Regions from separate parts of the Mus musculus genome. Here regions 1 and 2 are each linked to region 3. The links are chromatin loops, found by intact Hi-C in ENCODE. Cell type or tissue: left cerebral cortex. All regions are shown on one strand.

The links. A loop is a pair of places that touch in the nucleus more often than their neighbours do. Peaks named below come from ENCODE experiments on the same cell type or tissue, not always from the same donor. Only the 100,000 strongest peaks of a DNase experiment are listed, where the experiment ranks them.
Region 1: it touches region 3 in a loop (2.4-fold over the local background); 5 of 42 quality-filtered maps call a loop at or near these places.
Region 2: it touches region 3 in a loop (2.7-fold over the local background); 5 of 42 quality-filtered maps call a loop at or near these places.

What each region holds. Positions count from the first base shown.
Region 1 is chr2:153,521,805-153,529,804 of GRCm38, reverse strand. Nol4l (nucleolar protein 4-like) reads left to right here. Exons shown (of 11, transcript NM_001134300.2): 1 at 1-363. The coding sequence starts at 43. Among named protein-coding and RNA genes, the nearest start is that of Nol4l, 4.2 kb to the left of the region's middle. In left cerebral cortex, no CTCF peak of the experiment used is centred here; DNase peaks (open chromatin) are centred at 3,394, 3,634, 5,944, 6,745 and 5 more places; H3K4me3 peaks cover 2,301 bases; H3K27ac peaks cover 2,713 bases.
Region 2 is chr2:153,560,275-153,568,274 of GRCm38, reverse strand. No RefSeq gene overlaps it. Among named protein-coding and RNA genes, the nearest start is that of Nol4l, 34 kb to the right of the region's middle. In left cerebral cortex, a CTCF peak has its summit at 3,727 (motif pointing right); DNase peaks (open chromatin) are centred at 6,990 and 7,204; H3K4me3 peaks cover 663 bases; H3K27ac peaks cover 420 bases.
Region 3 is chr2:153,474,397-153,482,396 of GRCm38, reverse strand. Nol4l (nucleolar protein 4-like) reads left to right here. Exons shown (of 11, transcript NM_001134300.2): 3 at 4,415-4,526. Among named protein-coding and RNA genes, the nearest start is that of Nol4l, 52 kb to the left of the region's middle. In left cerebral cortex, a CTCF peak has its summit at 3,643; DNase peaks (open chromatin) are centred at 2,197, 3,365, 3,625, 6,569 and 2 more places; H3K27ac peaks cover 3,364 bases.

The sequences.
Region 1 (8,000 bases), 47 kb before region 3:
GGTGGCCGGCCCGCCCCCGAGGGCGCCGGGCGCGGCGGGAGGATGCCGAAGCCGACGCTGCTGCTGCGCGGGGGCTGGGAGCGCGAGCGCAGCCCCGGGGACTCGGAGCTGGGCCGCCAGTTCCGGGACTGGTGCCTGCGCACCTACGGCGACTCGGCTAAAACCAAGACAGTGACACGCAGCAAATACCAGCGGATCGCCGAGGTCCTGCAGGGTGGCGGCGGGACCGGCGCGGGCAGCGGCCCGGCGGCGGGCGAGAAAGGCAAGTTCCAGTTCTGGGTGCGCTCCAAGGGCTTCCGCCTGGGCAGCGGCCGGGAACCCAAGATGGGCCAAGTGGTGTATGTGCCGGTCAAGACGGGCTCGGTGAGTGCGCGCGCGGCGGCCGCGGGCTAGTCCCGTGGCCGGGATTGGGGAGGGCGGGGGCGGGGTGGGGGTGTGGATGTGTGTCCGAATGGTGTGTTTCTGGGGTTGTCCGTGTGTCTAGCCCACCCGGGGCGTGCGTGTCCCTGCTCACTAGCCCTCCCTGGCCCGCCCGGGCAGCGCTCGGGGTTTGGGGCGTCCCTGCCCCCTCTGCGCCGCTGATCGGGCCATGGCCGTGACGGGCGGGCTGTCCCGGGCTGCTCACCCCAGCGTGTTCTGTCCTCTCGTCCCCTCCCCTCCCCCTTTCCCCCCAGCCAGCAGGCGGCTGCTACGGAGCTCCAGCCTCCCCCCCTCCCGCCCGGAGGCCGCCTGTCCCGGGCGCCTCGCGCTCCCGCCCCCGGGCCGGCTGGGCGGTGTGTGTGTGCGTGTGTGTGTGTGTGTGTGTGTGCGCGCGCGCGTGTATCTATGTGTGTGTGTGTAGGGTGGTGCTGCGGGGGTGGGGAGGCAGGGGCAGCGGCGGGACGGGGAGTCCACTGGGCCTCCCCGCACTAGGGGAGGGGGCTAGCCCTGGCACTGTCGCCCCGACCCCACCCGGCACTGGCCCGGGGAGGGGCAGCCAGAGCCGCAGCCTGGCGCAGGAGCAGCCTCCCAAGGGTGGGTGGGGCGTCCCCGCCGCCCCCCGGGCCCCGCGCTCCCCCCACCCTGGGACGGGGGCGGCATGACCTATTCATCCCCTCCCCTCCCCCGTCTCTCAGGCTGGCCCGGTTGGCGCTGGGGAGGGGGGCGGGTAACCGCAGCCCCGGGAAAGGAGGCTGGTGGCCAGTGGCCGGGCGGGGGCATCCCCTTCGGTTCGGGGCGCCCCGAGAGGGCGTGAGGCTTGGGCCCCGCGGCTCCCCCCTCCGGGACCTCATTGTTCTGCAGAGGGTGGGGGCTGGGGGGGGGCGGCTGCTCTCGGGGCGCTGCTGAGCTTTGAACTTTCCGTTGCCCAGACCTTCGGGTAGTGTGTTCGGTCCCCGGCCCGGTCGGGCCAGCCTAGCTCTCCTCCCCGCCGCCCCTCCCTGGCCTCGCCCGGCCGGAGCACTAGAGCCCGGCCGCCCCGCGCCGGCCTCCCTCCTCCCTGTTCCCCCGCTCCCCCCTCCGCGCTCCTCCCCCGTCCGGCGCGCCCGCCCCGCGCTCAGCCCTGTCCCCGGCCGGAGCGGGCTCTTCACACACAATTGATTCGGTCGTTACGAAAAGTGCACTTGTCCCCTCCCCCTCCGGCGGCCGCCCGGGCCGGGCCCGCGGGGTGAGGGGACCGCGAGGGAGGGAGGCAGGAGGCAGAGTGGAGCCCGAGGCGCCTCCCCCCACCCCCCCGCGCCCAGGGGACGGGGCTGCAGGCCGCGGGGAGTGGGAGCCGCGAGCGCAGAGGGCTGGCGGCCCATCTGCGAGGAGCGCTGATAACCGCGCCGCTGCCGCTGCGGCCGCCAGCAGCCCATCTGCGCCGCTGCCGCCTCCGGCCGGCCGGGTAACAGGGGGCAGGGCCGAGGGGCGCGCCCGCCGGCTTCCCGGAGCGGGAGGGTGGGCCGAGTCCCTACAGCGTGGGTTACGGAACCCCAAATAAATGGACACTCGTCTTCAAACCCAGGGAGTCTGGGTCATTGTCCCCTGCTCCGATGTATCAAGGATCCTCCCCCATCCAAATCACTGTCCATTTGCCCTTAAGGACAGGTGAGCTGTCACCCCTTCCCACCTGCCAGTTTGCGACTTCCACTTGGTTCGTCCCATCACGAGGACCGTCCACCCCCCCATCCCCAATCAAGGTGGCTCTTCCTAGGGCAGCCACCCACCAGACTGTTAGCTAGATCCCTGCCTTAAGCCTTCAGGGCTTCTCCAGGTCAGTCCCCACCTCATCTTTCTCCTGGCTACCTTTCCCAGCAGCTTAGAGTCTTTCCCCAACTCCTTTTCAGACTGAGGCAGGATCCCCAGTCCACCCACTATTGGGGTTCAGGGGAACTCCCACACCTGGCTTGCTGTCTTTCTGTGGGTCACCCACTTCCTTAGGGTGTGGGAATCATGAGATGGTTTGTCCATCCCTTTATTCCACACAGCTGCCAATGCCAGAACACCCCTTCCCATCCACTTGCGGAAGCTGGTGCTAGGCCTGGGCTCAGGTCCTGGGTGAGCTAGCTAGCAGCTTCAGATCTTTCCCGAAGCCCACTCGGTCTACCTTGCTTGCCTTTTACAGCAGGGACCTGACAAGCCTCCACCCTGGCCCCAAGACCAATAATAAACCTTCCCCTAGGGGACCACCTGCCTGGGAGGCAGAGAACCGGGGACCCAGGCCTCCCTGCCCAGGCTGCCAGAGGGATGACAAACACAACAGGCATGCCCTCCTGTGACAGCCTGTTCCTCCAGTTCCCCATGCCGGCTTGCCTAGCCTGCCTGTCCCCAGAGAACCTGTTAGTTACCTGCCACTTGCCTAGCCAGCCAGAGCCAGCCACTGGAGATGCCTAGAGCGTTGCCGCCCCATCACCAGGTCTCTTCCTCGGGTGCCGTTATAATTTTTCCATGTCCATTTTCCTTTTAGCTGGTCTAAGAAGCAGACCCTGCTGGGAATTCTGAGGCAGCCGCGGCCTCTTCCGAGGAGGGACTGAATGGGACCTTTTTTGAAAGATGTAAAGGTCATCTCTCAGCCTTTACTCACACACACACACACACACACACACACACACACACACACACATGTGCGGACATGCACATGGAGTTGAAGTTGCCCTTGCTTCTGGTGTCAGTGGAGATTTTGTAGTTTTGTCTTCTGTAGGTTTTTGTGAAGGTCATTGGGCCATAAACCTTTGTCTGTGACATTTATTCCGAGTCTCCAGGCCTTGGGGGTAGTCCCCAGGCTTTTGAGGTTTACACTGGGCGTTTGGGGTGGGTGAGCAACTTCTCCTGGGACACCTGACTAGCGGGAAAGACAGGTACAGCTAACTAAGTGATGTAGAGAGGGAAGGCTGGCAGGAAATGTCAGGGAATTGGGGAGCCAGAGATAAGCCCAAGTATGGCTTCGTAGTCAAGGAGTCACCATCCTGTGTGCCTTCTTAACCTCCTCAGGTCCCCTCCCCTCCCCCTACAGTTCTAGGAGAAGCTGTGGTCAGGGCTGGTTCCCAGCTTCCAGGCTAGCTTCGGGCTTCGGGTCTATGATCTGACACTTGTCCTGTCCCATCTGGCCCTGAGCTTTTCTGGGTGTGTGTGTGTGACAAAGGCTTAATCTGTCCGGACGGGCCAGGGCAGAGAGGAGGGCGCAGGGAATTACACTCAGCAGGGCCTCCTGCAGCTGGGGCCCACTTGGGGGTGGGGCTTGGCGCGGGAGGGCCGCCTAGCTTGGGGGAGGCAGGCTGGTCTCAGTGTGCAGGTTGTCACAGGAAGTGGAAGGTGCAGGCAGAAGACTGAGAGAGGGCGGAGTCCCTCACTGGTGCTCATGGGGATAAGATCTTTCTATGATAAGAGCTAGCCAGGGCCTCTGGCTGGGCAAAGCCTGGTTAGGCGGTACTCTTTCTTGTGTTTGGCTGGCTTTGACCACATTGGTGGCAAAAGCAGGGGAAGTGAACCCCTTGGAGGGAAGACCCTCGGATTTTGTTCCAGCCACATGACCCGCTCCTCTTCTTTTCACCTGGCCTCTGAGTGGGACTGGCCTTGGGACCTGGGAGGGTCACAGATTAGGCTGGGGTAGGACCCTGAGCCAGCTGCCAATTCCCAGGTCAAGAGAGCCCCAAGGTTCTTTGGAGAGAAATTGTCTCAGCCCAAGAGCATCAACTTCCAGTACACAAGCTGAAGCCCCTAGGGAGAGGCAGCTCCATTGGTGGAGTGTTAGGATCGGGGGCACAGGTCTCTGAGTTCCACCATGGCCTCTCCTGGGCCCAGCACATGCTCTGGATCCCACCATGAGTGCCCTATTCCTCCAGGGTCCCCTCGGTGATTGCCCAACTTCACTGTCAACACCAGGCTTCTGCGAGCTGGACCCCAGGTGTTGCGCTGGCCAAATTGACTAATGGTGGTCTTTTCCCAGTTTGCAGATGACGTTCATTTAGTGGAAAGCATTTTCACAGTCTGAAGTCTTCCTCCCCAGAGCTTTTGTGTAAACCTTTGGCACCTGCGGCCACTGGCCTGGGCGGGAAAGGGCCTCTAATGCTGTAGTGTAACACTGTAACAGGCTTCCACTGAGTAACAACAGGCTTTGACCTTCAGTGGGATACCTACCTCCCTCAGTGTTCTTTCCTTTTCATCCTAGCCCCCCTCTCTCCCCCTTCCCCGTCCCCCTTTCCCTCTCTCCCTCTCTCCTACCTCCTTCTTCCTTCTCCTCCTCCTCCTTTTTTTTTTTCCTCTTTTAGACATGGTCTCACTGTGTAGCCCCTGGCTAGACTGGAACTCTGTATAGACTAGGTTGGTTTCAAACTTGCAGAGATCTGTCTGATTATGTCTGTCTAGTGCTGGGGTTAAAGGCCAGAGCCCGTGTGGCACCTGTTTCTCAGTAGGCCTACTGTGTGCTTGTCACTGTGTTGAGTGAGATGCTGCCTCAGCTTGTGGAAATCTCACAGCAGCTTAGAGGCCAACACTGCTATTATCATCACCTGACAGAGACGTAAACTGAAGCTTAGGGAACTTAGGAAATTTCCCTAGGCCATACTAGTGAGTGGGTGGGCCTTGGGACTGGGTACTAACACATATACATTTCTGTTCTGACTCTGAGGAATACTGCTACCTAACTTAATTTAAATGTCTAAGCCTTTCATGATAGGCCCTTACATTTTAGTCTGAATTTGTTTAGAAGAATACCTCTGGTCAAGATGTCTGGTACTGTAGATTGGTGCCATGTAAGATGTCTGGGGCTTTCCTGGACACAATGGGAAAAGCTTGGGGGAGAAAGGTCTCTGTTACCCTGGGTCTCCGGGGACTTTGGGGACAGAGTTGACAGTGGTGTCTGGTACAGGCCCCATTTAGATTTCTCAGGAGTGGCAGAAGGAAGCCTTTTTATTAATTAAGCATCCATAATTTGGGTAACAGGGTCCTAGAACCTAGGGGAGGCATTTTTGAGCTAAGTGCCATTTGGATGCTGAGTGCCAGGCCATGACTTTCTGAGGTTTCTTCTCTGGCTCTGGGTTGCTCCTCTGTGGTGGGGACAATGTGTACTCTTCTTCCTCCACTAAGTAGTCTGCCCTCTCCTTTGTGACCTGAGGCACTACCTTCCTGTCCAGAAAGCCAGACCTTGAAACTGCTCCTGGGAGCCACTGGTGGGTGGGTTGGAAGCAGTTGGAGTGTGGAGACCTGTGGCTAGGGCTTTTCGGGCACAAAAGGTGCCGGCTTCAGACAAGCCTTGGCTTCAATGAGGCAGCTCTTATCTTAGAGATTATACCACTGATGACACTGTACATGAGTGTGGGACCATGGGCTAGAACATATGTGCGCAGTGTACATACACACGTCAGCTCCGTGGGTATGCCTATCAGCGTGTTGGCTGAGGATGCTGGCGGGAGTGTGTGTGTGTATGCCGGGGTACGGGTGCATGCAGGTGGAGGGAGGCAGTATGCTTATGATGTCTTCGGCTGTGATCGTCTGTGTTGGCAGATGTGGGAGCACCTGGGGTGCTGCGCTGGCAGACCATGGTGTGACTGTGTGTGAGGTTCTGATGGAAAGCCCTGGCTGGCTGGTGGTATGCTGCTCGTGGTGTGTGTGTGTGTGTGTGATTATAGCCAGGCTAGCCCAAGTGGCCATCCTGACTCTGGTGTGTCCCTGTTGGCCAGTTGACTCGAAGTAAAAGAGAGTGACTGGAGGATAAGGCCTTAACAGCCCCCTCCCACCCCCAGGTTCAAAGTCCAATTCCTAGGGCAGAATGGAGGCTTCTGGGACAGGGTGTGAATAGGAACTAGACGTGAGTAGATTAGATCCCATGGACAGGATCTCGGTGGTACCTACAGGTTCCCAGGTGCCCTGCCTGGGTCTTCAATCCTCAGTTTCCTTGTCTGGAAATCAGGCAAAGGATACAGGACCTGGACAACCTGGGAAAGCGGCGGCTGTCCTTGAGGACGGTGGTTGAGGAATGTGCTCAAGGTCACCCTGCTAGTGTGAAAACCAGGCCTGGCCCCTGAGCGCCAAAGGAGGCAGAGGGGTGGGAGGAAGCGAGGCTGCAGCCTGTTGTGGCCACTGGCTTGTTAGAGTAAGTACCGCACTTAGATACTGGGTGAGACTGGGGCATAGGCTTTGCAGCCACAGGGCCAAGGGGCTGCGTCCCTGTTCCATCCTCACCTGTGGGACTGGTGTGAAGTTCACGTCCCAAGGCACATGGAGCCTGCGGCAGGCAGCAAGTGGTAGGGAAAGTGAGCTTCTGCCTCAGCTCTCTGAGCCTTACTCTTCTCATCTGGAAAATGGAGACAGTGATGAAAGCTGTCACGGATGCTCAAAAGGACTGTGGAGGTGGAGATCCAGCCTCGTCCCATCCCTGGCACTCAGTAGGCAGCTGCCAGGGTTTGGTCCTTGAGATTGTGTTGGAGGCATCTCTGTGCTGTGCCATCGGGAGTCTGGCAAACGTGGCGGGAACTGAGTGAAGCCCCTTCCTTTGTATCCCTCTTCGGTGCAAGGAAGATGGAGGCTCCCATGTGGGAGATTTACCACAACCTGGTAGGTCCTGTTGAGTGCCCCACCCACCACATACTAAGCTATTAGGCCAGGGTCTGAGAAGATCTCCCAGTCACCCAAGCCCCTACCATGTGCCAATTAATTAATGTGCCCCCTGAAACCTGGGACTAGAGAGGTCAGAAGCCCTTCCTGGGTCCCCGCCCCCACCCCCCAACCCCCAAGCAGGGCTCAGGCGCCAGAGCTCTGTCTGGCTCTGTCTGAGCTGTGGGAGGGTAGCTGCAGAGTGTCCTCAGCCTCCGCCCACCCCAGGCTTACAGAGCCCTTGCCCGAGGGCCATTCTGAGGCTTCCAGACCTCCATCAGCCCTTCCACCTGCTGGCCCAGCCTAGGGAGGCAGATGCCATCCTCCCTCCCTCCCTCCCTCCCTCCTCCCCTTTCCCCTTCTCTTGGTCCTGATCAGCTGCAGCTGCAGGCCTGGCCTGGGCAGCCTCAGGGGGTTGGGAGGCTGGAGGGAAGCTGCTTGGCTCTGGAGGACAAGGTCACCAACCTCTCAGTCTTCTCTTCTCTTGGCCAACCCCGGGGACCTGGGGCTCCTCTGATGCAGATAGGAAAAGTGAGGCAGCACAGAGGGAATCCACTGGTGGTCCTGCAGAATCCAGAGCTGAGCAAAAATCTGGTTGTGAAAGCCAAGTCGTGCCCCCTCCTCTCCTCCCCTGTTGCTCAGCCCCTCTGTCACATCTGGCTCCTGTACCCTGTCTTTCTGAGCCACATTACATCTAGGAAGGGTTTTTTTTGTTTTGTTTAGTTTTGATTTTGTTGTTGGTGGTGGTTTTTTTTTTCTTTTTGTTTTTTCTCTTCATCTTATCTTTGTCTCCTTACCCTTTTCTTCTTCATCTTATCTTTGTCTCATTTGAAAACTCCTGGTACTGTCTTCAGCAACTCACACACCACCACATCTGTGCCTCCTTCCCCGTCCCCAGCCCTGACCAGCCTGGAGGGGCATCAGCTTACTACTGGCTCCCACCTCCACTC
Region 2 (8,000 bases), 86 kb before region 3:
CTCTGGCTTTGGGGAGCGGAAGCCACAGCTGATTGAGGAAGAGGATCCTACTAGTAAAGCCTGAGACACTCAAGCCTGCCTGGCTCATAAAGACGCTGTCCCCCAGGTCTTATCAGACCTCGTCCTGCCTCAAGCTCCCAGTGAGGAGGGCCAGGCTCTTTGCTTTCAAAGTTTTGGGGCCTCGTATATATTTCAGGAAAGGATTCTCATTGTAAAAATCTCAAACATTAATAAAACACAGCTGATAAAGAGAATCAACTTCACCCAATTTTCTGAGCTCTGTTCCCTCAAACTTGTTAGTTGGTGAGACACGAAAACATTTTCCTGTGGTGGGAACACAGCCCTCAGTGCTATGCCTGGCCAAGTCCAAGTCCTGGTATTAAGTACACATCTGTTTAGGTCTACTTCTCATGGAAACTCTAGCGTCCATACTAGATGAAAGATGCCTTAGTTTTCACTGAACACCTCATGGACATTTTTTTTGTGTGTCATTACATACGCAGCTACCTCCTTTGCAGTAGCTGAGGAGTCCTCTTCTTTCTCCTTGTCCTCCTCCTCCTCTTTCTCCCCCTCCTCTTCCTTTGAGGCAAGTGTCTTGGATGTTGCAGTTCAGGCTGGTCTCAGATTCCTAGGCTCAAGTAATCCTCCTGCCTCAGCTTCCCAAGTAGCTGGTAGGTGCCTGTCACTATACAGAGCCTGTGTCCAACTCCATAACATCAGCTGGTCCTTCATTCTTCTGTGCATAGCCTTGTAATGCTGGGGACAGAACCCAGGCCTCTGTTTACCCTGGGCAAGGGCTCTACCACTGTGCTGCACCCCCAAGGCTGTCCAGTCTGTCTGTGGTCAGCGAACAGTTCTTTCATCCCCGCTGTTTAGCTTCTGCAAGCAACCTGGCAGTCTCCCTGCAAGCTGAAGGAGTTTCTCAAGGACAGGCTCACTAAACCTCTGGCTTCTTGAAATGCATAGGTACTCAAAACAAATTGCCCTCTATGAAATCTGACATCCACCCTATCCCATCCACTCCTCGAATCGAGTGGTTCTCCTGCCTCAGCTTTCCTAATAACTTGGACTACAAGACATGGACCAGTATATATGTATATGTGTGTATAAATATACACACACACATACATATACATACATATATACATACATACATACATACATACATATGTGTGTGTGTGCATGTAGGTGGGGGTCAGAGGACAACTTGTAGGAGTTGATCCTCTCCTACTGTGTGGGTCTTGAGGACTAAGCTCAGGTTGTCAGGCTTGGTTGCAAGCAACTTTACCTGCTGAGCCACCTCAGGGCCCTGGGTTGACTTTTCGTTGTTTGTTTGTCTGTTTGTTTGAGGTAGGTTCTCACTTTGTAGCTTTGGCTGGCCAGGGACTCACTATGTAGACCAGGCTAGCCTCAAATTCTCAGTGATCTGTTTGCCTCTGTCTCTAGATCTGGAATTTAAAAGTCACTATTCCTGGGTCTGGGTTGATTTTAAAAATGTTTTTGTAATTTTATTTTGTATGTGCGTGGGCGTTTTGCCTGCATGTACATAGGCACATCCCATGTGTGCCGAGAAGTCAGAGAGGGTTCTAGATCCCCTGGAACTGGAGTTACAGATGGCTGTGAGCTATCAAGTGGGTGCTGAGATCAAACCTGGGTCTTCTGGATGAGCAGTCAGTTCTTTTAGCCCATGACCCATCTCACCGCTCCCCCTGGCTCGACCTTCAAAGGTCAGGTAACCTGCCAGTCATCTTGGCTTGCATCCCTGGTTGGTAAGGAGTTCAGACCTCCACCCGGGAAGATTTCAGGGGCAAAGGGAAGAAACCCTCTACTTCACATCTCTTCAAGTAAATGGCATTTGTTTGGGGTTCCTTCACAAAGAATGGAGCTGGGGATGGCTTGCCCCGCTAGGAGTCTTCAGTGTTTCAGTGTCCTGGGTACCTGAATTCCCACAAAGGCTGAGATGGCAAGGAGGGGGGCGCAAAGAAGGGAGAGCTTGGGACCTAGAAAGCAAAGGAGGCCAAAGGACCTCTCAGGGCTGGCCAGTTCATGCCCAGGGCTGGTGCCACACTGTTCACAATGAGGAGTGGCATGAGCTTGTGGGGCAGTGTGAACAAGAGGCTCGGCTATGAACCAACCCTGGCTGGCACAGTGTGACATTCTGCTCTGTTGCCACACAGTGATATCTACACCAGGCTTGGCTCCCACCAAACTTCACAAGATTTAGAGCCAAACAGCCACAGCCACAGGGCCTATGGCCACAAGCACTCTCATGTGTGCTAGGAATATCTACTTGGCTCTGAAAAGCCCCCCCTATAAGAATAGGTGGTAGAACATCACCAGCTCCAGTCCTTCCAACTGGCAAGAACAGCCTGCCCAAAAGCTGTCTTGCTAGTGGTCACCACCTGATGGTGGAAGCCAAGCCCACGTCTCTGTGTGGTGGCACAGCTGGATGACTAGAGGCCAGGCCTGCACCGCAGGGTAGCTCAAGGCTGAGCCTATCCTTACTGTCATCTATGGTCAGCAAGAGCAGCTCTAGCACTAATTCAGCTGTTATCACTAAAGACATGGACACTGACTTCCATCCAGTCAGTGGCAAAGATACTATACTGGGGCTCCATGGACTCAAGACCAAGACTAGTGAGTCCCCATGGCTCCAGTGTGCTCCTGGCTAGTGGACAGTGGACAGAGACAGCTGAGGCTGCAGGAGCTATGCCTGAGACAGTCTGGGCTGGACAGAGAACAAGAGCCTGGGATTCCAGGCTGGGAGGAGAAAGGCAAGATCACTGGGGGCCTTGGGTGTGATGGTGACAGGCTATGGGTGCGAGAGAGCAGAGGTCAGTGGAGAACAGAGGTCAGTGGTAGGCTGTGGCATTCACTAGTTGGTTGGTTTGTTTCTTTCTTGTTTGTTTTTGTTTTGAAACAGAGTTTCACTATGTAGCCCAGGCTGTCTCAACCTCCGGGAGATCTCCCTGCCTCTGCCTCCTGGGATTAAAAGTGGTCACTGTTACATTAAAAAGGCTAGTTTTTATCAACTCAACACAATCTATCCTCCTCTGCAAGAGAGTCTAATAAGGGATTGTCTAGATCAGGCCGGCCAGTGGGAATGTCTGCTTCAGAAGGGCCCTATCCCGGTTAACTAATGAAAGAGGACCCATCCTGAAAGTAGAAAGCATCCTTTAGGTTTGGGTTCTGAACGGGGTAAGAGCGTGGAAAATGAGATGAGCGTGGGAAGAGATGAGCATAAACGTGCTTTCTTTCCTCTCCACTTTGGACCGTGGACGGGATTTGTTAGCTGTTAGTTCCCGACACCTTGACTTTCCTGCTGTGATGGATCCTACCTCCGAATAGTGAGCTACAATAAATCCTTCCTTCCACAGACACTTCCTGTCAGGGAGTTTTCTCTCAGCAGCAGAAAAGAAACTAAGGCATTGAGCCTCAGCTTCCCAGTATCTATGTAGAAACAATAGTACAGCCATAAGAGACAGCCATAAAGGAACTTAGGGCTGAGGCTATCTTAGTGATAGAGTGGGTGTTTCAGCATGCGTGACATTCAAGTTCTGTCCCCAGAATTGTGTAGTGGGAACATTCTGGCTAGTGTGTCTAAAGGCCTTAGTGCATGTCAGGCCCTGGGTTTTTTGTTTGTTTGTTTTGTTTTTTTAATTTCATTTATGTTTATTTTATGTGTATGAGTGTCTTACCTGCATGCATGGCATGCAATGCCCATGGAGGCCAGAAGAGGGAGTGAGATGCCTTGGAACTGGAATTAATCTCAGTTGTTAGCTGGTAAGTGGGTGCTTGTGAACGGAACCCAGATCCTCTGCAAGAATAGCGCAAGTGCTCTTGATTATTGAGCCATCTTTTCAGCCCCAGGCACTCTTTTTAAATTAGTTTATGGGGCTGAAGAAATGGCTCAGTGGTTAAGAGCACTGACTGTTCTTCCAGCGGTCCTGAGTTCAATTCCCAGCAGCCACATGGTGGCTCACGAGCATCTGTAATGGGATCTAATGCCCTCTTCTGGTGTGTCTGAAGAGAGCAATGGTGTATTCATATATATAAAATAAACAAATAAATCTTTAAAGTAGCTTATTAATGGATTTAGTTACTTGCTTCTTGGGTATGTGTATGTGTCTGAAGCACATGCAAACAGGTAAGACACTTATACATGCCCAGATCCCTTGGAACTGGAGTTACAGATGGTTGTGAGCTACCTAATGTGTATGGGTGCTTAGGAACTGAATCTGGGTCCTCTGAACAGCAAGTACTTTCAAACACTGAGCAATTTCTCCAGCTACACCCCCCTACACCACACCACATACCATTATTTTGGAGTGGCCGGGGGGGGGGGCAGGTCAGGGTTTCTTTGTGCAGTCCTGCATACCTGGAATTTTCTGTGTAGACTAGGCTGGCCTCGAATGCTGGAATTAAAAGCATGCATCATCACCCCCAGCTTCCATCAGCTTTTTGGAGACAGGGTCTCACCATGTAGGCCAGCTGTCCTAGAACTGACCACTATGTAGACCAGGCTATCCTCAACTCAGAAAGATCCCCGAGTCTGCTTTAGAGGGCTAGGATTAAAGATGTGTACCACCACACCAGGTGCCAGATACTCTTTGGTGCCTGTTCTGCCCACCTCTTCTATTTTGCTGCCTGACGCTCAGCCTCATTGACACCTGGATGAATGCGAACCCTACAAATGACTGGTGCTGACTTGTGGTATGCCCTGCTTCACTCAGGTGGCCGTAACTCAAGCTCCAGGTCTCTGTAGCTGCAGTCAGCTCAGGGTTCTCCTGCACTGGTACCCGCTCTTCCTGCGCACACTCAATAGACCTTATACTAGATGGCTAGCTGACCTTAGCCAGGGTCAGCAGGACTCCACCACCCAGTGTCTGCTATCCAGAAGCTGAGAAACAGCAGCCTGCTTTGGGTCTAGGGCTGGCCATAGCCTTAGCTTCTGATCTATAAGATAGAAGAACTGGCGATCTGACTTGACAATTCCCAAGGGCCTTGTCTGTTTCCTCCGTGCCTGCCCTCTGGCTTGTATTCCCAGTTGGCATAGTGCTAAAGGGTGTGGGGCCCGATTTTGAGTTTTGAGTTTTTTGGTTTTTTTAAAGACTTATTTTATTTATTATTTGTAAGTACACTGTAGCTGTCTTCAGACACTCCAGAAGAGGGCATCAGATCTCATTACGGATGGTTGTGAGCCACCATGTGGTTGCTGGGATTTGAACTCAGAACCTTTGGAAGAGCAGTCAGTGCTCTTAACCACTGAGCCATCTCTCCAGCCTGAGTTTTGAGTTTTATGTTCTCCTCTTTTGCTACCCCAGTGATGGGCGCTTGACGCCCATCCCTCTCCTCTCTCCTCTTCTGGATAAATCTCTTCACCTCAACAAGCCTCAGTTTCCCAGTCTGGGAGTGACACTTCCCTCCTTCTGTCCCAGTGTCCAGCTAGTGGAAGGCAGCCTGAGCTGTGGAATGGGAAAGTCATTGGGGGAGATTGATTGCTGTGACTGCAAGTGTGACAGACACCTAAAGAACATCAAAACTGAGATGCCCCTATGACAAAGACTGGGGCCCTAGCCATTTTCGCCACTGAATGGACAGTTGCCCTAGGTTTGTCTGTGCACCAGCCTGAGCTCTCCTTCAGCAGATGTCCCCCTGAGGGGCCCTGGACTGTCTTAGTTAGGGTTTTTGTTTTGCTGTGAAACACATGACTAGAAGCAACGTGCGGAGGAGAGGGTTTGTGTTGCCTCACAGATTATAGTCCATCATTGAGGGAAGTCAGGGCAGGAAGTTAGGGTGGAAACTGGAGGCCAGGACTGGAGCAGAAGCCACGGAGGAGTGCTGCTTAATGGCTTACTCCTCAGGCTCACTCAGCCTGCTTTCTTTTAACCCAGGGCCACCTGCCTGGGTGTAGCACTACTCACAATAAAGCAGGCTCCCTCGCACAATCATCTTCAAGAAAATGTCCCACAAGGCGATCTGGTGGCAGCATTTCCTCCACTGAGGTTCCCTCTTCCCAAACGACTCTAGCTTGGGTCAAGTTGACACAAAACTAGGTGGCATTGTGACCGCGGAGGGGGATGGGAGGGCACGCAGCCTCTCGCCCCTACGTCCTGTTTCCTCCTCCTCCTCCTCCTCCTCTTCCTCCTCCTCCTCCTCCTCCTCCTCCTCCTCCTCCTCCTCCTCCTCCTCCTCCTCTTCTTCTTCTTCTTCTTCTTCTTCTTCTTCTTCTTCTTCTTCTTCTTCTTCTTCTTCTTCTTTCTCTATGACCCACTACCCTGCCCTGCCACCTGCCCTACTTCCCCTGGGACTGCTCCTGTCTCAGGAACTCCTAGATACTAGGATCCGGGCACACCTCCTCTGCCAAGCACCCTCCAAGGTCAGCGGTGCAGAGCACAGTGAGGCCAAGGGGAAGAAAAGCAGTGTCCTTGTGCTCTGCAGCCTTCTGTCCCAGCTACTGTCCCAGAGCCTTGTGCCGCTGTGGTACACCCCACGCTCTTATCACAGGAAACCATCCCAGGGTCTCTTCCCTTAGGCCATTCTGTCCTTCCCTCTACTCTGACCTGTCCTTTTGCTTCTGGCAAGCCTTCTGCGGCACTGCTCCCCCTCCCCCTTTCCTGCTGTCCCCAGACTGGGTGAGGAGACCTCCCCTTCTCTTTAAGAGGGAATTTCTTAATCATATCTGTGCAGGACTGGAGGGGATTGTGTGAAAGGCAAGAGCCCCCACCCCCCAGCTTCCCATGTGCACCAAGCCCAGCTGGGTGCCTGGCGCCCTCTGCGCTCCTGAGATGGGTCTGGGGTAGCTGAATGGATATCCCTCACTACCCTCCACATGGCCACCCAGGGCAGTTAGGAGTCTGTGTGACTTCAAGCACAGCCAGACTGAGCTATATTTAGACACCAGGGCCAGGGCGAGCTTCTGGGGCGGAGGAGGTGGCAGAGCCCTGCAGTGGGGCCCCAGGGGACTCCTCGTGCAGTGGGACAGTCGCTGTGTGAGAGGCCAGAGTCATTACACTCCCACAGGCTCCCCTACCCAGGAAAGGCAGGGACAGCTTCCCTTCGCCCCTGGAGGCTTTCAGGCTGGCTTCATATGCAGCTGGAAAAATAAGAGCCAGTCTGGTTGGTCAGCTCTGAGGCTGGGCTAGGCTGAGGGCAGGAGTTTGGGGGCTCCTTCGGTCGGTTCCTGTTCTGTCGGCTTGTCTTCCCTCCTTTCCTCTTCAGTGGGCACCTAGCCAGGCTAGCTGGGTGTGGCCAGTGGGGAGCCCAGGAGGGGCTGTCCTAGCCTTGGCCACCAGCTAGCTACCCAGCTCTGGGGCGGGCAGGAGGCAGGATGGATGTTCGCAATAATTACCCAGCTGCAGCTTCCTCAGAGCGGCAGCCATAGCAACGGGGCTGGCGCCCCAGCCGCGGCCAAGGGGCAGGGGGAGACATGGGCGCCTTGGGAAGGTCGGGGCGGGTGGCATGAGCCCTAGGCACAGCCCCCAGCTCCCTCTGTTGGCACTCTCACAGGCTCATTCGTCTCTGGGGGCAGGGGAGGAGGCTTTGTCAGCACCAGGAGGCTGGCACAGCCCAGGGGAGTCTCAGGGGAAGCACCATTCCCCTTGCCAGGTGGGACGGTGATAGCAGGTATGGGGGCGGGCGGGTGTGCCCAGACTTCCAGTACTTAGGGCTCAACTGGGCCCGTGCATGTCCCTCTCTTCAGCTGCTAGCCACAGACCCAGGACACCAAATCTAACTACCAACAATGCCAACCCTCTCCAGGAGTGCTACACGCTGTGGTTGCTGGAGCTCCCTTAGGAACGATGTTTATGGCTCAGTCACCCAGGTCCTCTCAAAGAGGCACCACGCTGCCACTGCCTTTAGCAGGATTGGCTCTGTTTGTTTTTCTGTTTTTGTTTTTGTTTCGCCTGTGAGGGGAGGGGCCTTGAGACCACCAAATCACCTTACCCATCCTATTGTAGGAGGTCCAGCCTTCCTTCTTCCCTCTTGTGGAAGCTGTA
Region 3 (8,000 bases):
TTTAGGATCTGCCTCTCCCTCTGCCGGGAGCCTCCGAGCAGTGAGGAAAGAGGCTGAGGGGCACAGCATGGCCACCCTGTCTTCCCATTCCTCCTGCTAGTCAGTGTATGTGCCTGTGAGGAAGGAAGCCAGGCTGAGGGTCTTTCTAAGTGAGGCTACAAAAGGGAGAACCATCCGTCTGGGACTAGGGTCTCCTTGGGATTGAGAAGACTGCATTTGCTTATCGCTGAACCTGCCGTGGTGCTGAACTTCCATGTGTGCCCGGCTCTACCATTAGCCCTTTCCAATTTCACCTCCTAAGTCTGAGCCATGTAAAAGCTACAGCCATAAAGCAGGGACATATGAGCCCCACTTTAAGGTGAGAACCACAGCTGTCTAAAGTCGCTCAGCTGGAGTTCAGAGCCAGGTAGCTGACCAGCACCCATCCTTCCTTGCTACAGGTCTCCTGAGGCAAACTGCCAAGCCAGCCACTGGCTGTTGTCAGGCATGTAGGCTTGGCCGTCTGAATCTGGTTACTTCCCTGGCTCCTCTGTGCCAAGCAGCAAGCCTTGTCCACAGGTACTCCTCAATGGGGTCTGTGGCCTTTAGGAACTAGAGGCTGAAGCTGAGTGGGGCTGGTTTTGACAGCTCTTGTGCTCCTGGACCAAGCAGACAGCTAGGCCTTTGCACTTTCTGGATTCTGGTGCATATGCTGCCATGTGCCCCATTGCCCTGCCCAGCCTGGAGCTGGCACATGACTGGCATGGAGCGGGCTGGGCTGCATACACAGCTGGAATTTCAGCACAGGGCCAAGGCTGAGCTCAGCAGGCTAGGGCCCTCCTGCAGCAATTGGAGGACAAGGAGCTGGTGTTTCCACTTTCCCTCCATACCTCCTCACCCATCCCTCTCTCCCATCTGCCACCTTTCCTGGCTACTGTCTTCCTGTTTCTGGGGCAGAGATGGTAGCTGGATGCTGTGTGCTCCCCGTTTCATCTGCTTTCACTTCCCTCTGCCCTGCCTAGCTCCTCAGCCTTGCTCGGTAGACATGAGCCCCCCTTTAGAAAAAGCCCCTAAGCAAACCCTGTGCATGGCTGTAGAGAGGCACAGCCCGGCACTGCAGGCTTTCATCAAGCCCTCGGATGAGTGGGTTTTGGATCTGTCACCATGTATTTAGCCAAACCTGAATCCTGGGTCTGCTTTTCGTCTATAAGGTACAGGGACTTTCGAATTCTTACAGGCCTGAAGTGCCTTTGAGGTTGGGAGACAGTAGGGAAGTGGGTAGCCTTGTTTGGGGCACTAAAGGAGGCCAGTTCTTCATTAGGGAAGAGGATCTTTCCAGCAACTGTTCAGCAAAGAATTAGAGAGGAAAGGTTATGTGCTTTTTTTTTTTTTTTTTTTTTTAAAGGTTTTTTATTTATTATTATATGTAAGTACACTGTAGCTGTCTTCAGACACACCAGAAGAGGGAGTCAGATCTTGTTACGGATGGTTGTGAGCCACCATGTGGTTGCTGGGATTTGAACTCTGGACCTTTGGAAGAGCAGTCGGGTGCTCTTACCCACTGAGCCATCTCACCAGCCCCGGTTATGTGCTTTTAAAGCCTGTAGTTTTTAGAGTCCGGGCAGAAGGCATTTCCATCAGGTGATACAGAAGGAGTGGCTTTTTGAGCAGGGAACCCTGCCATAGCCTCTCCATCAGGGAGACTTGAGTATCCAAAGATCCTAGGAGTCTCACTGGTCAAGTTCCAGGCTGCTCCCAGTTCCCTGAGCCCCCACTCCCCACCCCCCAGGGCTTTCCCCCATCTCAGCCAATCTAGGTTGGAAGAACCCTTTTACCTCTTCCTCCCCTCCAGGGATGCTAGCGGCCAGCTCAGCTTGCAGAGCCTGGATCTGGCCACCCGGGCCACTTTGGAGTTGGGGCCAGATGTGGTCAGCAGCTGCTCCAGGCCCACCACGTGCTAATCCAGCACAGGGCAGAAGGAGGATCTTGTAAAGTGGTACAAATCCCCCCACACCCTGCCCCTCTTTTCAGCCCCTGTTGGCTTCTGAGTTGGGGAGTGAAAACCAGGCCTTGCAAGTCAGCTACTCTGCAAATAGCTTCTGTTCTCCCTGCCTATGAAATCTCTCAGTTTTTAACACTAGGAAAAATAGAAAAGGGAAATCCATACATGGTTTCAGGAGACTGAGAGCAGCAGCACAGCAGGCAGTGCAGGACAGCTGAGGGAAGGGTCCTGCCTGGGACAGGGAGGGAGCCTGAAGCACCTCCTCCTGGAACATGAGGGCAGTCCACTTACTCTGTTTTGTACACATGCATCTATTTCTAGAACAGGGTCTGAAACATCTGAAAGCCACCATCCTCCTGATATGAGCATCTTGTGAGCGTGTGAGGATTGCCTTTCTGGTCTTATTGTGTGTGTGTGTCTATGTGTGTCTTTGTGTGTCTATGTGTGTGTGTGTCCCGTGTTCCATGGGCCTGTGGCATCCAAGTACACACACAGAAATAGAGGTTCCATTTCTAGTCCTGACCAACCAAAGGTTGAACCAAAAGATTCTGTGGAAAATATAAGAGGGAGGGTGTGCTGTCCATATGGGTTCCTATGTAGTACAGAACTAACTCCCAGCTTCCTCTGACACTGCCCCACCCTCTGACAGCTCCAAGGACTTTTTACCTCTCCCATTCTCCTATGAGACTCAGAGCCAGAAGATATATCTCCCTGGCCCACTGCTGGGGACCAAACCAAGATCAGATCTTGTGGTCACCATTGCACCCTGGAGACAGACTCCTGTGCGCTCTGAAGGCCAGGAAGCCAAGATAGCTATGCTCACCCTGTGTGCAGCCCTCAGCAGAGCAGCCTGACCAGGAGCTGTTCTTGAGTCTGTGCCTTTCCAGTGCAGGTGAGGAAGCAACCTTATTCCTCTGGCATGAACCTCACTTTCCTTTTAGCCGACTGCATCTCTCATCCCCATAACCACTCAGCTCTTCTGAGGCCCAACTTTATATAATAAATATAATATCTCAGGGGAGTCTGGGACCCCATCATTTGGCCAGTCAGCCCCAGCTCTGGCTCTGCCTGCAACAGACTCACTATTCCCAACTTGGCATCCTCTGAAAGGACTCCTAGAGCTCTAGGCTAGGATGAAGATGCATGCTTACCTAGCAGAAAGCCCTCCACGCTCTAGTGCTCATCTCTAACGTGGGCCAACCTGGTCTTCTTCCTCCACCGTGGCTCTCCCAGCCAGAGACACAGGGTTCGCCCTTGTCCTTGACCTCCAGAGCAAGGCAATCAGACAGGGAATTTAGAAGGGAGATAACTCATCAAAGAGACTGCCTGCTCTGCAGAGCATCAAGTCAGCTGAGAAGTAACAACTGTGCCACCAAAATTAACTCTAGTTTGCAGCTGGCAGCAGTAGAATTCTCTAGGACGTGAAGCAGGCCAGTGGCTGGGCTGGAGCCTTGAAGGCTGTTCCTTAGAGGGCTGCCTCTACCAGCTGAGATTGAGGGTGTCCATGAATCCTGTCTCTAGTCCCTGTAGAAGCAGACTGTGTACTGGCCATGGGAGGAGCAGGGCCCAGTAGAGTCCAGAGAGGCCCTAAAGCCCTCAGTCAACTTTTCCACTGGGCTGTGCTAAGGGTGGGAACGCTTGGGTGATACTGCCCCTTAGTGGAGAGGAGTGGGAGAACTGGCTTCTAGGCAGAGCACGGGAAAATCAGCTGTCAGGCTGCCTCTGGCAGAGGAAAGGCGGCATAAATAGGACACTTTGGACCCCTTGGACAGCCAAACCAGAATCAGAGCTTCCCAAAACCTAGAGTAATGCTGACCCCCTTACTAGCGTTGCAGGCTCACACCCACCCTTCCCTGCTTCCTACCCAGCCTTTTCATATCCTTTCCATTCCATCTCTACTTCCCTGTCTCCTGCCAGCTCTCCTCCCTCAGTGTGGGGTGCTGTGACCTGCAGTCTTACCTCTCAAGAGCCATGGGCCTCAACAGAATCCTTAGTTACAGGAGGAACATGTGGAAAGTTGGATGCCCTGAACCAGCGTTCTATAGCTCTGCCTAAAAAGGTCCTTGGCCTGTGGGTTAGCCCAGGACATCAGTGGTGGAACACTGGACTTTGCTACTAGGCCAGTGAATTTACAAGTGGGTCTTAGCTTATACATCTCTAAGAGGAGAGGTTGTTGTATTCTAGAGCAGTGTTCACAAGCTCACCTTTTAGTGGCAGCCATAAAATGTTCTGATAAGAATATTGTTTATTAGAGGTTTAAAACTAGATCATGTTTAAATGCTTTTAATTTTCATTTTTTAATCCCCTTTATTCAAGTTTTAAAAACAAGTGGCTCATTTTACAGAAAGGAAGAGAGGCCATTGGCCCCTCAATGTTGTTGGCGACTAAGTTGCCTTCAAGATGGCACATGATGTGCAAACTGTTTTCTGGCAGATCGCGGAGACCTACGCCTTCCTCCCCAGAGAGGCTGTGACTCGGTTCCTCATGAGCTGCACGGAATGCCAGAAGAGGATGCACTTTAACTCCAGCGGCCCGGAGCCCAAAGGTGGGGGCCACGCAGCGGACAGGTCCTCCAGAGGCCATGTGGGTGGTGGCACTGCCTCAGGAGCCTTGTTTGGATTTGTTTAACTTTCTAATTATTAATTACTTGCTTGCTTACTTATTTTTGAGACAGAGTCTCACCATATAGCCCAGGCTGGCTCCAAGCTGTCAATCCTCCTGCTGTAGTGTCTCGAGTGCTGAGACTATGTATGTACCACCACAGTGCTTCTTTATTGGTTTTGTAAATGTTAAGCTTCTCTTAGAACCAACAACCCATCATCTTGCCCTTCAAGGCTTAGGCTAGCCCCTCTCCTCTCACCTAATTCTAAGTGGCCAAACTTCCTGTTCTCTGGGTTCTTCCATCCTAGCCACTTGACCTTGCCCCTGGGGCTGGTTGTCCACTCATGTACACATGGATCTGGGTCTCTGAAGACAGACACACACCCCATGAGGCATGTTCTTCTTACCCTTTGGCCCTTAACTCCTGCCAGTGGTGCATGCTCACTAAGGTCTGCCTCATGTGACCTCCCATCAGATCAGTGAGGCCTGATTAGTACTGAAGATGGACAGACCACTTGTGATTAGCTGAAGCTGCCCTTTGCTCTGTTCAGCCCAGTGAGACCATCAAGGGTTCCCCTCCCACATCTTCCTACACAGCCCATCAGTTTGTCTGCCTGCAGCTGGCTTTGACTGTAACACGGACCAGAACATTTGACCATAGTTATCATGGGTGGCATGGGTGGCTTAGTGTGTTGTGGCTTGGGGAGGTACACTAATCAAGGTTCTGGGCCTTCCCATGACATACTGTGCCTCCCCTGGCTTCAGGCCTGCAAATTATGAGCCACAACAGGACAAAAGGGGTAGGGGCAGTTGTCTGACCATGAGGACAAAGTAGGAGTGGACAGGAAGCCACTTATTCAGGTAGACCTCTAAGGGCAGGCACCCACCTGGGGAGAACAAGTGGACTATGCTGTGACAGCCCGGTGACAGGGACACAGGCAACAAGCACCTGAGCAGCTGATGACAGCAGCTGATTCACCAGATCGAGAGGCTTTGCTGCCTGGGAGCCTCTAAGCAGTAGCTGCCTAGCAGGTAGTAAGACAGCTTCCAAGGTGTGAAGGTCCAGAGCTAATGCTGATTCTGTTGTTGAGAGTAGGCTCCTAGGCTTGGCTGTATGAGTGTGGGTCTCAGCTCTGTGCACGGAGTAAGTAGGGTCCCTACTCCAAGGACTGATAAGGCTTGAGAGGTCATCCCTGAGCTTAGCCCAGGGCTCTAATATGGGAGAGTGACCCTAAGGGATGCTTGTCACTGTTACTCGTGGCCTGGCCCCAAGGCCAAGATAATCCTTGGCCTGCAAATGGGCCTGGGGGCCCTTTTCTCTGCTTATGCCCCAAACTGCAAGTCTGGACCCTGGTGCTGGCTGCCTGGATCCTGCCCACCTAAGTATGCTGGTCCCCTCCTATTTCTGCCCTAATTGTTTCCATTGCAACCGGAGGAGTCAGGCACAACAAAACTGCTGCCTGAAGAGGCAAGACTGCTCTGGGGGACTATAGCCTTCTGGCTTTCCTGCTGTTTCCTATGGTGGGGAAGGTGTTCCTCCCCAAAGGCTGCAAAGTCCTCAGGTTGGGGACTTATGTGCAGGCAGCCTAACTGCATTGCGCTTCCTCTCTCCACTGGCTGCCTCCACCTTAGGAGGGTCCTTCCCATCCTCAGCTCAAGAAAGGAGGAGAAGGGGGGAGGGTGTTGCTCACAACCCAGAACTGAATAGAATATAAACCAGCCTGAGGACTGTTTTGAGCCTCTCTCCTGGTGCTTATCTTGACAGGAAAGAGGACAGGTGCCTGCCTATCCTCAGTCCCAGGCAGCTGACCTTCCCACTGCAGAGAGGAAATCAGAGCACAACCCATGGAAAAGTGGGCCCCAGGCCAGGGGGACCTGTGTATCCCACAGCAGGCTAGGGAACCTCTCTGAGAATCCCCTGCTCATAATCGCTATGAGCTGTCAGTCCTGGCATACAGCCAAGGAAACCAAGACCTGAAGAGGTGCTGGGTGAAATCACTCACCCAGTTTCCCTCTCCAACTCCCAAGAGAGGGAAGCAGAACCGCCTTTCTCAGCAGAGTGGGAAGAATGTCTTCCTCACAGGGCTGTGTGATGCAGATATAGAAAAGGAGCCCATTGTGCAGGGCCCTGGAGCTCTGTGGATACCTTGGGAACATGGGCCCATTGTTAGGTTATGATGCTCAGGCCCAGATAGCTTCCCCTTTTCCCTAGACTCTGAGCCAGAGGTTGCAAAGGTAAAGTCAGAAGTGCCCAACCCCCACCCTGAGCACACTAGCCGGGGCCCATCCACATGCTAGATTTAAAAGGGAAAGATTGGCTTCTAGATTGTCATAGAGAACGCCTGCCTGCTCCATGGTCTGAGGCATCAGCCCCCAAATCCTTGTCAGCTTTGTCCTTGGCAGGAGCCCAAGGTCAAATTCTACCCATAGTGCTTCCTTGGGCTGCACCACTGCCTGCTAGCCCTTTCTTCCCTGTGGCCAGAGGGCCTGTTATTCCTGTCCCAGGAAGGTAGGGAGGGAGGGGGAGAGGGGACAGGATGGAGTCTCCTCTGGGGCTGCTGGGAGACTGCCTTGCTTCCTGGCCTCATGCTGGAAAGAAAAGGAGGAAGCAGAGTGGCCCCAGTGAGCAGCTTGTCCCCAGCAGAGTGTGAGGCCCAGCAGCCCCCAACTCCCCACTCTATACAAGGAACATAAACAGAGCAAGCTGCAGCGAGTCTGGAAGACAGTCCTTGGATTCCAGGGCCTCTACACCACAACCTCTCCTACCAATTCCAGTGGGAACTGATGCTCAGACCAGCCTGACTTCCTGGGCAGAGGAAGCTCTGAGGGTACATTCCTGCCTTCTCTCTGTGACAACACACTATGATATGGTTGCAAACTGTGAGCCGCAAACTGTGAGCCACAGACACACAGGTTGTGCTTGTGCTCCTCTGGAACAGTTAAACCATCAAGTCAGACTAGTGAGCAGTTCCCAGGACCAAGCTTGTGGAGCCCTCCTTCCTGTGCTTTCCAGACACATTACTGTCCATTGCTGGCTTCTTCTGTCTTGCCTTGTTGGCTGGCCTTTAGTCTCCCTGTTAACAGACTCACTGACTGACAGTGGGAGATGCATAGCCTTTCTGTGTGGTGGTGTCCTGTCTGCACCCATTTCCTGGGTCTGTGGGTCTGTATGGAGACCTTAGGAAGTGCTGTTTTCTTGCCTGAGAAATCCTTTGTACTCTTAGAAAAGCTTTCTTGAACTACTCCAAAGCCCTCTTGGCTCTAATGGACTCCCATACAGCCCATTCCCCCCTGCTCACCCTCCTTGTCTCACAGCCTCTTCTTCCCCTTCATGCAGTGAGCAGTAAATGTGAGTGAGGAGAGATTCCGATACGGAAAAGACACCCGTTCTGTGCAGGCCCTCTGGAGCGTGCCCGTC